2 separate regions of the Mus musculus genome follow, and region 1 is linked to region 2. Evidence: chromatin contacts called from ENCODE Hi-C or POLR2A ChIA-PET data. All regions are on one chromosome and are shown on one strand. The core of a region is the stretch at or near the end of the contact, and the rest is flanking DNA. Distances in the headings are between cores, read along the strand shown.

The links. A loop is a pair of places that touch in the nucleus more often than their neighbours do. ChIA-PET counts read pairs that join two places held with the same protein, here RNA polymerase II (POLR2A).
Region 1: POLR2A ChIA-PET joins it to region 2 with 16 read pairs in Patski. The contact joins two enhancer-like sites. A Hi-C loop is called at or near these places in 1 of 37 maps with a recorded cell type or tissue (mouse trophoblast stem cell). POLR2A ChIA-PET finds 5 or more read pairs at or near these places in 3 of 5 experiments (Patski and embryonic stem cell).

What each region holds. Positions count from the first base shown.
Region 1 is chr5:92,956,001-92,962,880 of GRCm38, reverse strand. Shroom3 (shroom family member 3) reads right to left here. Exons shown (of 11, transcript NM_015756.2): 10 at 518-790. Among named protein-coding and RNA genes, the nearest start is that of Gm36764, 50 kb to the left of the region's middle. Within about 2 kb of position 3,485, at least 1 of the 3 ENCODE cell types and tissues checked has a DNase peak (open chromatin) inside an H3K27ac peak, as active enhancers do.
Region 2 is chr5:92,741,927-92,748,570 of GRCm38, reverse strand. All of the region lies in intron 1 of Shroom3 (shroom family member 3), which reads right to left. Among named protein-coding and RNA genes, the nearest start is that of Mir1961, 43 kb to the left of the region's middle. Within about 2 kb of position 2,575, at least 1 of the 3 ENCODE cell types and tissues checked has a DNase peak (open chromatin) inside an H3K27ac peak, as active enhancers do.

The DNA.
Region 1 (6,880 bases), core at 2,236-4,735, 210 kb before region 2:
TCCCCTCCCCTCCCCTCCCCTCCCCTCCCCTCCCCTCCCCTCCCCCTGTCATCATGGCACGTGGAGACGCTGAGTTTGGTACTGACTGGGTCAGCTGTCCTCTTTCTACTGAGATTTTTGTTTTTAGAGAGGTCAAGCACTAATGCAGCATGGTAGGGATTCAGGACACTGCACATGAAGCGCAAAGCCAAGTGTCTGTCACAACAGCACTGTCCCTCCAGTGGAGGACAGCACAGTCGTGCCCACGTACCTGCCCACGGCTGGGCCCATCGTGCAGATTCCCTGAAGCTCACTTCTGCCCTCTTATCCCAGTGGTTCTGTGGTCCTCCTCTCCTTTAAGCGTCTAATGTGTTTTTATCTCTGCGAGGAAGGAGAGGCCCTAGGCCCTGTGCATCTGCCCAGAGTATCCACACTGAATCCTGCCTAGCAGGTGCTCTCTCAACCCACAGCGATGGTCATCCCGGAGAAGTGTCTCTATGGACAGAGGGCTCAGACGGTAACCTGCTAGGCCACATACCCTTTCCTCTTTGCTGGCGTCTTCACCAAGGCCTCTGAGGACGTTCTCCACGCGGGCCAGGCGTCCAGACAGGGACAGCAGCAGGTTGACCACCTTGTCCAGGTCCCCTATGAACATCTTGTACTTGTCAAACTCGTTGGGTTTGCAGAGCTCACTGATCAGAGCCTCCACCTCCTCTCCCAGGGCATTGTTCAGCTTGATGTCCGTGAGCAGGCTCCCCTTGGCTTCCTGGAGGCTCTCCAGCTTGTGGGTAAGGCTTCCGATAAGCTCAGCCTAGAATGGTGAGAGACACAGAGCCAAGCTGAGCCAGGGCTGCTGCTGGAATGTGGATGGGCACTCCCGGCCCCGCCCTTGCCGTCAAGGTTCAGCTAAAAGCTCTTCAGCTCTGTGGGGACTGATGACTCAAATCAGAACTTTTTTTTTCTTTTTCCTTTGCCTTTCCCTGAATGTCTACAACTGCCATTCTTTGAGCCTATTCAGAGTTCCCCAGCCCACACCTGATTATACACGCACTAGTCATATTCCTCACTGTGTAATGCTGCATACAGTTCTGCCTTTCCAACTGGTTTGTTAACTTCTCATTCAATGTCCTTTCTTTCTTACTAGGCACAATACCACGAGCAAGAAAGGAGGGGCGGGGTGAACATCCTCGGCTACAAACGAGCAGCCACGGAACCGGAGTGAAGGGCCTCCAGCACCCACGGTCTGAGAGCTGAGCTGGATAGCTGGCCTTGGGCAGTTACTATGAGCTACAGGTTCTGCCTCATCTAGTCCTCCGCATACAGCGGGGAGGGTGAGACTTGGGGATGCGCCCACCTCAGGCCCATGCATCACCAGATGGGCTCTCACATGACCATTACACACACTGATGGTGACACTGTATCAGAAAGCCACTCAGCTTTGCCTTTTAACTAAATCTGGACCTGCTTGCCACAACTATGTAACGTAAGCCTCTAACTACTAATTTCTGAAGAGAAGCTCTGGCTTAAACAGTGACATCCTGTTGTCAGTTCAACTTTCCAGATCTCCGTGGCTACAGGCAGCTTAACTGACACAAACCTCACTTCTAAGGGAAAAGCTGTAAGGTGTCTAAGCATTTCCTCAACAGAAGACTCGGCCCACGGTAACATGAGTGGGAGGGAAAAAGTAATTAGGGTTAATTATGCTATTACCCTCCCCCCCAAAAGCATCCTCCGCTGGCAGCCATCACTGTGGGACAGCGCAGCAGACTTCAGTAACAAGCTGCCCACTAGCACAGAGCTTGGATAAGTTTGTGCCTATGAAGAGACAAGCTGAAGGCAACACGGGTGGGAAACAGCAGACACTGCCAGGTCAGGTCAGGTCGCCCAGTCAGCCCTGGTCTTTTTTAACCTTGCAGGTACAGCTGCCAGGCTGGGCACTCAAAGTATTAGCAGAGAGTACTCTTCTCAGCCAGGCATGTTGGTGAGCTCCTGCAGTCCTGGCACTTAAGGATGGCTGTGAGTTCAAGGCCAAGGCCTGGAACACAGTGAGTTCCAGGGGAGCTGTGGCTATACAGCAAGACCTTGCTCAGGTCTGACCCAGGGTGGGCAACCTGGCCCAGTAGGTGGGGGTGCTTGTATAAGCCTTACTAATACCCAGGTCCCCCGTTCTTCTGCTAGTCTGCTGGAGTCAGCTTGCTGGCTCTCAGGCCCTAAGCAGTGCGCATGCTGGGAGGTAGGCAGCTTGGTGCATGGGACTCATATGGCACTCTGAGGCCAGAGTCCACGTCCAGTCAGCTGGGTCTTTCTATCCAGACCCAGCTCTGGTGTTTGACGGCGTGGACACTGGGCAGAGCCACACAAACACAGCACAGAAGCCTGGGCACATTCTGTACATTACAGTAAGGCAGTGCAGAGACTGGGCAGGCACCCAGTCGGCCCTGCCTCACCGTTAGGTATGTGGATGCAATGCCTGCCAGCTTTTGATCACCAGGTCTTTAACTATGGAGACCTGGGCTGAGACTATAGTGAAGAGGTTCTGAGCAACCGCAGGCATCAGGGGGAAGCCAGCAGTGCTGCCAACATTTCTGTGCCAGGATGATCCTTTTTAAAAAATAACAAAATCCAACTTTAACAGAACTCATTTAGGGCAGGAGAAGGGAATAATATTTAAATTTTCTTTATCATTTATACATGTAACGGCTTGTATGTATGTACACCACGTGTGTGTATATAGATGCCTTTGAAACCAGAAGAGAGAGTCTGATTCCCCAAGAGCTGGAGTTACAGGAGCTGTGAGCCACTCAGTATGGTTGCAGGGAATCCTCTGCAGGAGCAGCAAGTGCTCTTAACGGCAGCCATCTCCTCGGCCCATGAAAGAGAGAATTTTAATACTATACTAGTCTCTCCCGGGAGCTACGGAACTTGTAGGCCACTGACATTCACCCACTTAGCTTCACATCTGACAAACTGCTAACCCAGGCTGTGTGAGATGCTATTTATGTGCGTTCTTTTTCTAAACATAGTTCAACACACCATCTGCACAGGAAACATCCTGCCGGGTCTTCTCCCTCAGCAGCAGAGGAGCACAGACTCCGAGTCGGAGACCAGCTCTGACTTGATCACTGCCAGGAGGCCACTTCACCTGTGCCATCAGCAAGAGGACAGCTCCACCTGCCTCGATGAGATCATGTCTTATTGATCCCATGCTCTGTGGCAGGCAGAAGCAGCGTCTCACTACTCAATCACGGCTCCGACAGCCCGACAACACAGGTATCGTCCCAGCCTCACTGAGAAGCACAGTGAGGGTATGGGACATGCCCCAGACCATACAGTAAGTGACAGAGCCAGGCTTAAACCCAGGTTGTCTGGCTCCAGGGTGCTGGTTTCAATTAGTACTTTAAAATAGCTCTCAGGAATGTTATGAGGCTCAAATGCACGCACACTGGAAGACAACCATACGGACAGGCCTTGTTTTCTGTGCTATCACAAGGTCAGGCCAGCGTCTGAGAGTCCAGCACTTGTTGCAGTAGGTGCCTGGGTGGCAACCCTAGCTTCCCCGAGTGGCAGCTCTGAGGCTTGTGCCGCAGCATCCCCAAAACACTGGTACAAAAACACTTAGCTTTTGTTGGCTGTTTTTATCCTAAGAAAAATGTAGCCCTTCTGGCTGGGGCAGAGTGGAGTTCAGGCTTCTGCCTAGACCTGGCAAACCATGTCTACCTGACAGGCTTGTTTCTTCTGTTGTAAATGCAAGATCCAGGACCCTGCATGTTAACTGCTGTCTTTGGCTGAGCTCTAGAAAGTCAAGGCAGTTTCAGATGGTAACGAGGCCAGACCTCCATCCCACATTGTGTAACCTGATAGAAGCAGAGGTGACTGGGCCTGATGGTGATGTCCAACACCTCCAGCACGAGCTATCTCGGCTAAGAATCCTGCCCCACTTCTCCACCAGGAGACTTGTAACTAGAATGTCAGTGTAATTATCTGAGATGGTCCCTTGGTGCCAGTTAAGGTCCGGTAAAATGCAAGGTCAACCATCTTCCCAGACATTGTGCACAGCAACTTGGAGCTGGGACCCTTCCTGACCACCCTTCTTCTTCCACCCTCCACAACTAAGCCACCACCAGCTCCTGCCTGTTCTTAAACAACAACAACTACTCTTTCAAAAAGCTCTTAAACTGCTCATAGGATGGATGTTGATCATACTTGTGCATCATACTTTCAGTGACTGCACTTTCCTCCCATCCTGCCCAACTCCAGACATAGCTGCCAGGGGGACTCTTCTGAAATGCCAATCTGTTTACCTTCTGTCAAGCTCCAGTGGGAGACCTCCATCGTGGTGTGGGCCACGATGTCATAACTGCCACAGCTTCCCTCTTTTGCATGTTACCATTAAATCCTGGGGTCCTGGGGGGTGGGGATTCCGAGACCAAGAAGAGTGCACACTGACAACCCGAAGGGGTGAGTTTCAGGCTTTTCATACCTTGCCGACCTCAGGGCAACGTGAGAAAGCCTCGTCTGCAGAGCTGAGGTGGCTTGGGTGGCTGGTGCGGCCTGTGCTTTCTCTCTCTCTCCTCTCCCAGCTCTGCCTCCACTCACGGACACCACCCCACAGTGGTGGTGCAGGTACCCCAGAAACCTTCCTGGGAGCTGGAGTAAGGAGCCCTGGGCCTAGAGTGTGAGGGAATCCCCACTCCATTCCCCTCCTCCTCACAGCTCCTGCATAGCTGCACAGGTTGCCTGTCCAGCTACAGGACTGATACTAGGAATCTCTGGGAGCCAAAGGCTGTGTGGAAAACCCCAGGAGAGGACGGAGCTAGGCCAGAAGATGCTTGGAACTTGGCATGAACGCTCAGGGTGAGGGGCACGTGCGGGGCTGGGGGAAGCTCACGTTTAAGTGGCACACGTAGGGAGAGACGAAGAGTACACCAAAGGCTCTGAGAACTTGGGTGTGTCAGAAACGTTGCTCAAGTCCCAAACTAAAGCCAGAGGGGCTCAGTGAGTACAGAGCTCTGTAACCTCACAGAGGCTCCCAAACCGAAATGGGTGCTGGAACCACACTATCCAAAACTGAGACGGAACTTACGGTCTGGGCCTGCAGTAACCAGGCCTGCCTCAATCACCATTCTACAGAGGGCTGTGCCAGCAGGACCAGGGCCTCGCAGCACAGAATACAATATACAGTTACTCAGGTATAAAGAGCCAGAAAGGGTAACAGTGATGCTAGACTGGAGATAATGCTTACATTAGGATTACCATAGTCTTTAAAAATGCTTTCTTAAATAAGCATTCTTCATGATAAGAGCAAAATCACTTGAAGATTCGAGCAAAAAGGAACTAAAAAACAGAAAGTTTAGAACTGAAAATGATAATCTGAAACAACAACAAAATCACTGGCAGGAATGAACTAAGAGCGTGAACCTGAGGTCAGACGGACACAAACTAACCAATGAGAAGGACAGAGCTTCAGGGAGTCAGGCGAATGAGAAACTCTAACACTGAATCATCATGCTAAGAGAAGAGTTAGTGTGCATAAGATAACTGATGTGTAACTAAAGAAACAGTGATTGAAAATGCCCCATCTACCCACAGCCCTGGGCAGCTCCGTGCACACACTCCACAAGCAGTGATGACAGGCGTGTGGTGAGCAGAAGCGGGCAGCCACATTTAAATGCCTGGAAATTGTTTCTCAGAAGGAACAGAAAACATGTCTGCATATGTGACAAAAGACGGCCAGCCCAGACTTCACATCCAGTGAGTGAGAATATTCTAGAGACATACAGACGAACCCACATCACTGCAGATCTATTCTGAGGAAAATGCTAAAGGAAATCTTTCTCAGGATGAGAGGAGACAGGGCCAGAGAGGAACCTGGAACTCCAGAACTGAAGCTCAGCAGAAATGGGAGGCGGTGAGCCGAGGAGTCGTAGCTGTCTAAAAGGACCCACCAGCCACAGCGTTCTCAACAGCAATGGAGTAGAATAGTTTTAAATGCTACTGCCATCTATTTCCCTACAAACCATGCCGATATGGGAACTGGTGGAATTTTGTGTTAAAAATACAAAACAAAACAGGCCCCACACAAAGCCTTACAGCCCCCACACGGGCTGCTCCATTTCCTCAGAGGAGGAGTATTAATTCTGTAAATTAAGCATCCAAAACCTAGAACGAGAGGCTGGAGAGGTGGCTCGGCGGCTAAGAGCACTGATTGCTCCTGCATGGGATCCAGGTTCCAGTTCTAGCGCCCATGATAGCTCAACCACCTGCAGCTCCGGTTCCAGAGGACCTGACGTCCCATTCTGACCTCCATGGGCACCAGGCGTGCATGTGGGGGGTGTGTATGTGTGTGCATGGTATGTATACACACACACATATACACATAAAACAATAAATCTCTTTAAAAATGAAGATGAGAAAACATAATATATACTTTGCTTCTTTGCCACTGTAATGCAGAGATGTCTATATACAAAAAGGAAAATATGCAGTTAAAGATGGAATGGCATATATATATATATCTGTGGTAGAACAGAGCCCTCTGATTCCCAAGTGCAGAACGCACAAAATGGGCACAGTCAGCAGGGCTGACAGGGACATGCTAGGAGGTGTTCAACAGAGCAGGGATCTGAAAGAGAAGCCTTTGGTTGGAAGAAATGAGTTTCTGTAGTCCCTGTTACAACATGCAGCAGGGAGCTCACAAATCTTCTAACAGGATGCCTCTCAAAGCTTTCCTTGTTTTTTTTTGGGGGGGGGGGGAGTGAGTGCGCGTGCCCATGTCCTGTGGTTTCATCCAACACATTAGGAAGAGGGCCTGGAATAAGTACGTACAACAAATAGAATCCCATATGCAAGTCCTCCTGACATCAATGCCACCAAAGCACATACTCCATGTTCCACTGAAGCA
Region 2 (6,644 bases), core at 1,326-3,825:
TGCCTTGAACTGACTTAGGAGACACTCAATACCCTAGGGTCTCCATCAAAATTTAGGCTTAAATATCCATCGTAGCCTTAAATATCCTTATATCACTTTGTCTGTAGGGAACCCTTGAGTAGAGAAAACAAGGAGACCCCAGGGTGCTGGAGACGGAATAATGAATAATGAAGGAGAGTAAAGAGTCAGGGTGGCAGCTGCTTCCAGGTAAAAAACCCCAGGGATGCAAGCAACGGAAACTTCAGTTGGTTTGGGGAATCTCAGAATAAGACTCGGGCCTCAGCTCCCCACTGGAAATTCTGTAAGGAAATATCCCCAGAGATCTGTAGGTCAATATGAGTTTCTGTTAGAGTAACAATAGTCACAGGCGTGTTCATGGAGAGTGCACCAGATAGATAATTCCATCTCATGCTTCTCCCATGCCCACGCATCCGATGGAAGAGCCCCTGTGGTCTCTTCATGGCTCCCCACATCCTCCTTGTCCATTTGAGCGAGAGTTTGGCTAAGAAAATGCCAGAAGGTTGGAAATGCTCTGACAAATTGTAGACTAGGAGCAGAAAGCTGGGTGAGACTGTGAGCATTAGCTGGGGGGTGGAACGTGGGGCAGAATCCAAAGTGAAAGCTATGTTACAAGACATGTCCGCACAGGGGGACTTCATAGCCTCTGGTGTTGCAATCTTACATGGGAAGCTGCAGAACCATGAATGGCAAGAAAAGGAATATTCTGAATGGACTAAGAACTCATAAAAGATAGAGTTTTAAGCAAGAAGTAAGTGAATTTATCTTCAATCAGAAAAGACAAAGTTTTCTGTTAATAAGCAGAAGTTAGGGCTTATGAGTAAATTTAATTCAATTGCAGGGAAATAAAATGACTTCTTAGCTCACCTGACACTTGGCATTGTGCAACTTTATTCCTGCCTGGGTTCACACATTTTGGTATAAATTAGTTTATCGTTACTCGGATGTTTTTGCCTCACGTTTCAGAATGAGTTAAATTCTCTCTTAAGCAAACTTTATCTTCAGTTCAGAAGGTAGGACTAACCTTTTAGAAGATGCAGTGATAACATTTCAGTTGTTGCCCCCTTGTCTGTCCTCAAATCCTTCATTGCAAACACTCATGGCGTTTAAATCCACAGAGCAATTAATCCCACCACCCTGCTGCTGGAATCAACTCTGAAAGGCAAGCCTGGGCCAAGCAGCCCTTGACAACCCCCTGTCTGCTCAACCACTCCTGGGCCCTGTAGACAGCCCTGTGGACCCTCTTCAGGAGTTGTAGGAAGAAAGAGCTGCTTTGGGGAGATGAATTCTGAAACACTGGAGCCGGCCTCAGATAGAAATTGATACCACATGGGCTGGAGAGATGGCCCAGCTGTCAAGCACACCAATTGCCCTTCCAAAGGACCCGGGTTCAATTCCCAGCATCCACACAGCAGCTCACACCTGTCTGTAACTCCAGTACCAGGGCTTCTAGCACCATCACACAGACAAATGTGCAGCCAAAACACCAATATATATTAAATAAGAAAATAAGTAAATAAAAAAATTTGAAGCCATACAAAGCAAAGCATGTCTGGAAATTTGCAACCCTGACTTTTTCACTTCTGAACTGTTTAGAGCAGAATTATCAAGGTCTTATATTGTCTCACCCAGCTGAAGTTGATTTTTAATTATATGTAGGGGAGGAAAAAAACAACAACAACCTTCAAATGTTATATTTGGAGAAGGCAATTTTCTCAGTTCCTAAATCTAAACAGATGATCTCAGCTTATAATAGTTACATCATCCCTCAGTCCTTTGTTGTAGGAAGGTAGTCACTGAGGAAATTCAACAGTGAAACAAAAGGAAAGTTCTGGACGCGGGATGAACTCAGCTGGTTGACTGCTTGGCCAGCATGCCTGAAAACCTAGGGTTCCATGCCCAACACCTCATAAAGCAGGTACGGTAGCATACACATGTAATCCCAGCACCCTGGAGGGAGAGGCTGGAAGGTCAGACATTGAAAATAGCATCCTTAGTTACACAGGGAGTTTGAGGCCAGCTGGGGATATAATGAATATAAGAATATAAGAATGTAAGAATAAAATAAGAACGGGAGGGAAGAATGGAGGGAGGGGTAGGGAGGGAAGGGACATTCTAATAAGTGAGAAACCCAGTCTTTTGTATTTCCATTCTCCATATTTATCTGCCAACAGCTGTGTCACACTTCTAATGACCCCTGTACAGTGGGTCTGTCTTTTCTCCTCTTTCCATCCTCATTTTTTTCTTCCTTGGGGTTAAGAGAGAGCGGAAGGAGAAAGCAAGGATAGAAAGGCATGTAGGCTGGCATCTGCTGCCATCCCTGCCTCTGCTCAGCTGGGCAGAGCAGTCCTTATTAGCTCTTACATAAAACTAAGAATGTGTGCTCCTATTATTCGGGGATATTGGGTGACCACAAGAGGACAATCCATTCCACAAATTCCACTGCCCCTCATGACCAGGTGACGCAAGCTCTAGCACACAGGGCAGGTTGATTGTTTGCTCTGTCAAGGATATCTCAGCTGGCAGCCCTCACCCAGACTCCCCTTTCCTATCACTCCTGGGCTCTTCCGGTAATCTCTCTGACCAGAGTTTAGAACAAGCCAGTGAACAGGGAGGGCACTTATCAAGGGCAAACGTTTACTTTATGATGTGGCAGTTAAAAATAACCTTCCAGAAACACTGACTGCCAAGTGAAGGCTATTGTCCTGGTGGGTAGTACACCTAATACTTCCTCCTGTGGCTGGCTCGCCCACATTTCCATATTTCCTTGCCATCTACTGCTGCAAACTGGTGACGTTCAAAGGAGACCAGGATTTTTCAGAGGGTCCTGTTTCCAGAGTCCACTACTGTATTAGTTACTTTTTTTTTTTTTAATATGTGATAAGGCAACATGACCAAGACAACTTGAAAAAGAAACAGCTTGTGAGGGCTTACAGCCCCACCCAGAGCGTGAGTCCATGGCCTTGATGTAAGGAGTACAGCATCAGGCAGGCAGGCATGGTACAGGAACAGTAGCTGAAAGCTTACATGCCTAGCCATAAAAATGAGGCAGAGGGAGCTAACGGGAAATGGCATGGGCCTTTGAAACCTCAAAGCCCACCCCCAGGGACACACCTCCTCCAATATGGCCACACTTCCTAATCCTTCCCAAATAGTTCCACCAACTTGGGACTGAGTATTCAAATAATAAATGAGCTTATAGATGCCATTTTCATTCAGACTACCACACCGACTTTCCCATTTGTTCAGGATAAGAGACACATCACACTGGTTGGTACACTAGAGGCAGGGGTGAGGGTGGGGAATGCACAGCAACTACCTAGCTTCTATATTTTCACAATACATGTGGGTCCAGGGAAAGATGTCTAATTTCTAAACCTTTCATGCAGTCCACAACATATCCTGAGGTCAAGAAGAAGCTTAGACACAAAATCTAGGCTGATTCTGGGGGTCAGGAAATGGCTGAGGAAGCAGAGAGTCAGAAAAACCATCTGCACTGTGCTACGGGGAAGGTGTGGCTGTGCTGAGTAATGAAAGATTGGGCTGATGTCCATGTGGAAGCAATGATGGCCTTGGAATCCACAACTGACAGTGCTCTGAAGGATACTGCACAAAGAACTTGGAGCTGGAACATGCCCATAGCCCCAGCGCACTCCCGAGACCAAGGCAGCAGCTGATTTTGAGGTCCACTTGGGCTATACAGCAAGTTCAAGGCCAGCCAGGGCTACACGGTAAGACTTTATCTCAGACAAAACAATTTGCAAACTGCTTTAAGAGAAGAATCAGAGGTGCTCAGTTAAAAGCACTAGTTGCTCTTAACCCAGCGTGGTGGCACACGCCTTTTATCTCAGCACTTGGGAGGCAGTTGCAGGTAGATCTCTGTGAGTTCCAGGACAGCCTGGTTTACAGAGTGGATTTCAGGGCAGCCAAGGCTATTTATAGAGACCCTGCCTAAAAACACACAAGCAAACAAACAAACATATGAACACACAAGCTGGCTGCTTTTCTAGAGGACCTGGGTTTGATTCCTAGCATCATACGACAGCTCACAGCCATTGGTAACCCCAGTTATCTGACAAGGTATCTGACACCCTCTTATGGCTCCTTAGGTACCAGACATGCACATGGTTCACAGGCAAACAAAGCACCCATATACATAAAAAATAAAAATCCTAAAAAGAAAACAATCCCATTAGAAAATAGGCAAAAGATGTGAAGGACTTATCGTAAATACATAAAAACATATTCAACATCATTGGTCATTAGGGAAATGCAAATTAAAACCACACTGCGGTGTCATTACACAGCTGCTAAAATAATTAAAATAAAAGTTTTATCAAATTCTGGCAAATATGGGAGAAACCTAAAATGTGATCATCAGTCACTCTGGAAATAGTTTAGTAGCTTCTTTGAAAATCAAACATATACTTATCCTATGATCCAGCAAATGTTCTCCCGGAGAATTAAGTCAGAGAGATGGAAATTCATGCACACGTAATGATCTGTTTATGCCTCCCATCAGTTTGTAATAGTAATAGTAGTAATAATAGTAATAGCACAAGCTGTAAACTGCCAAGATATCCCTCAAAAGTTAAATGGTCAAACAAACTGTTGAACATTCAAACCATGAAATATTTATTACTCAGAAATTTAAGGGAATATTTGTATAACATTTTTTAAATGACAAAATTAGAAATAGAAGACACAACATGGTGGTCAGGGGTTAGGGATGGGGACGATAAGGGGTGGGTAGATTGTACAACTATAGTGCAAGGGAGACATTTACTATATGTAACAGTTTTGTGTCCTGGCTGTGCTACATGGAACTACATGTGTACATCATACCAGCATCAAATCCTTGGCTTTGATATTGTTCTATAATTATGTAAGATTGAGCCATCAGGTAAAAGGCACACCAGATCGCTGGTAGTATCATGCCCAACATTCTATATCACAATTAGTTTTACATTTCAATTATATTTTATTTTCTGATACAAGGTCTCATGTATTCCAGGCTGGCCTCAAACTTGGAATATAGGCTAGGATGACTCTGCATTTCTGATCTCCCCTCCTTTGCTTACCAAGTGCTGGGATTAGAGGCATGTGCCACTGTTCTCTGTTTATCTGGTGCTAGAGAGAAACCCAAGGCATCATGTATGTGACACAAATACTTTACTAACCTTACTACATTGTCAGCCCTAAAACTCAATCTGGATGCTGCAAACTTCTGTGGCTTAGACCCTTCCACATGGACCAACTAATTATTTCCTGTCAGCTGTGCCCAGGTTTCCATCATTGTCCAGCCAGGGCCAGGATTAGCAGTTACTGTACCCCTGACTCTATCAGGCTAGATGTGTACTGGGCTGAGATGCTGGGCTCATCTGGAAGGAGGGAGGCTGGGGAATAACACAGAGCAGATATTAATAGCATTCTCACCTGTAAAACAGAACTAGGAGGTGGGGAAAGAAGCCAGTGACAGAGGAAACGGTTTCTGCCTGAATTCAGGTATGTCCATCTTTGGACCACTGTTTCTAGAAGCCTCCATGCAGGTTAAATTCCACAGCCAGAGCCTGTGGAGGGCCGGTCTCACACCGAGGTATGGGGAAGAGATGCCCCCCCCACCCAAACCCAAGCTCTCAGGAACTGTCCATGTGCCCAGGAACGATGAATGGCATGAACATCTGTTTCCCTGGAGTTCTGGCCATGAAGTTATAGAAGCTGCTCTTGAAAGGGTTGGTGCTGAAACCAAACACCCTCCCACACAGGTGTATGGAGCAGGGAGTACTGTTTCATTAATTATGTTAGGATTCCAGTCCAGAGAGTCAATAAGGCTATGGTCCGCTCTCTGCACATTCCAGCCATTGATGACCCTTTTGGGCATGAGAATTCCCTCTGGTGTGCCTGTGTTTTGGCATCCTTTTGGAAAGCTAACTCATGTCTCTGTTCCTGTCCTTCACAAGCAGACTTCCCTGGATTTTGCCTTGCCTGGCTGATGCCTGTCTCTCCCTTGGCTCTCACCATGGCCTGAAAATGTCCAAGGTTCCCTCTCTCTTTTATTGTGTAGGTCCTGCCTCATCATCTCCATGACGACGAGGCTCTTCCCACTTAGTGGAGTCCTGTGTGCCCTAGGACTTGCTTCACCCATCACTGCTGCTCCCTGGTGACCATTCCAACCCTCGGATGAATCCTTCTCCTGGGTATACACCAAAGTCTCTCTTCAGATAAAACCAAAAATTTTCCTATAACCCTCTGCTTTCCATTAACGACTGCCTGATCTCCCCCTTGCTAAGTCTTACTTCTCATCTGGCTTGCTCCATTGTCCCACCAACTTTAGAGCTATTTATTTCCAGGCTTCTCCACCTCTCCCAACCCCCAAACCCCACCACTAGCCCTCAAACAAACCATTTGTCCAGGTCACAGGTCCCCTAAAGTTCCACAGCCTATTGGTGTTCGTGATAAAAGCCCAGCTTCTCTATAGAATGCTTCCTGCCTGTCTCCAACTTCCATTCCTGCACCAAACACTCTGGGCATCTGGCACCTCCCCAGACCAGCCACACCCTGGCAGCTGACCCCTCCATGGTCCCGAAGAATCTTTGTGCTCTCACTCCTCACAGAAATGCATTCTA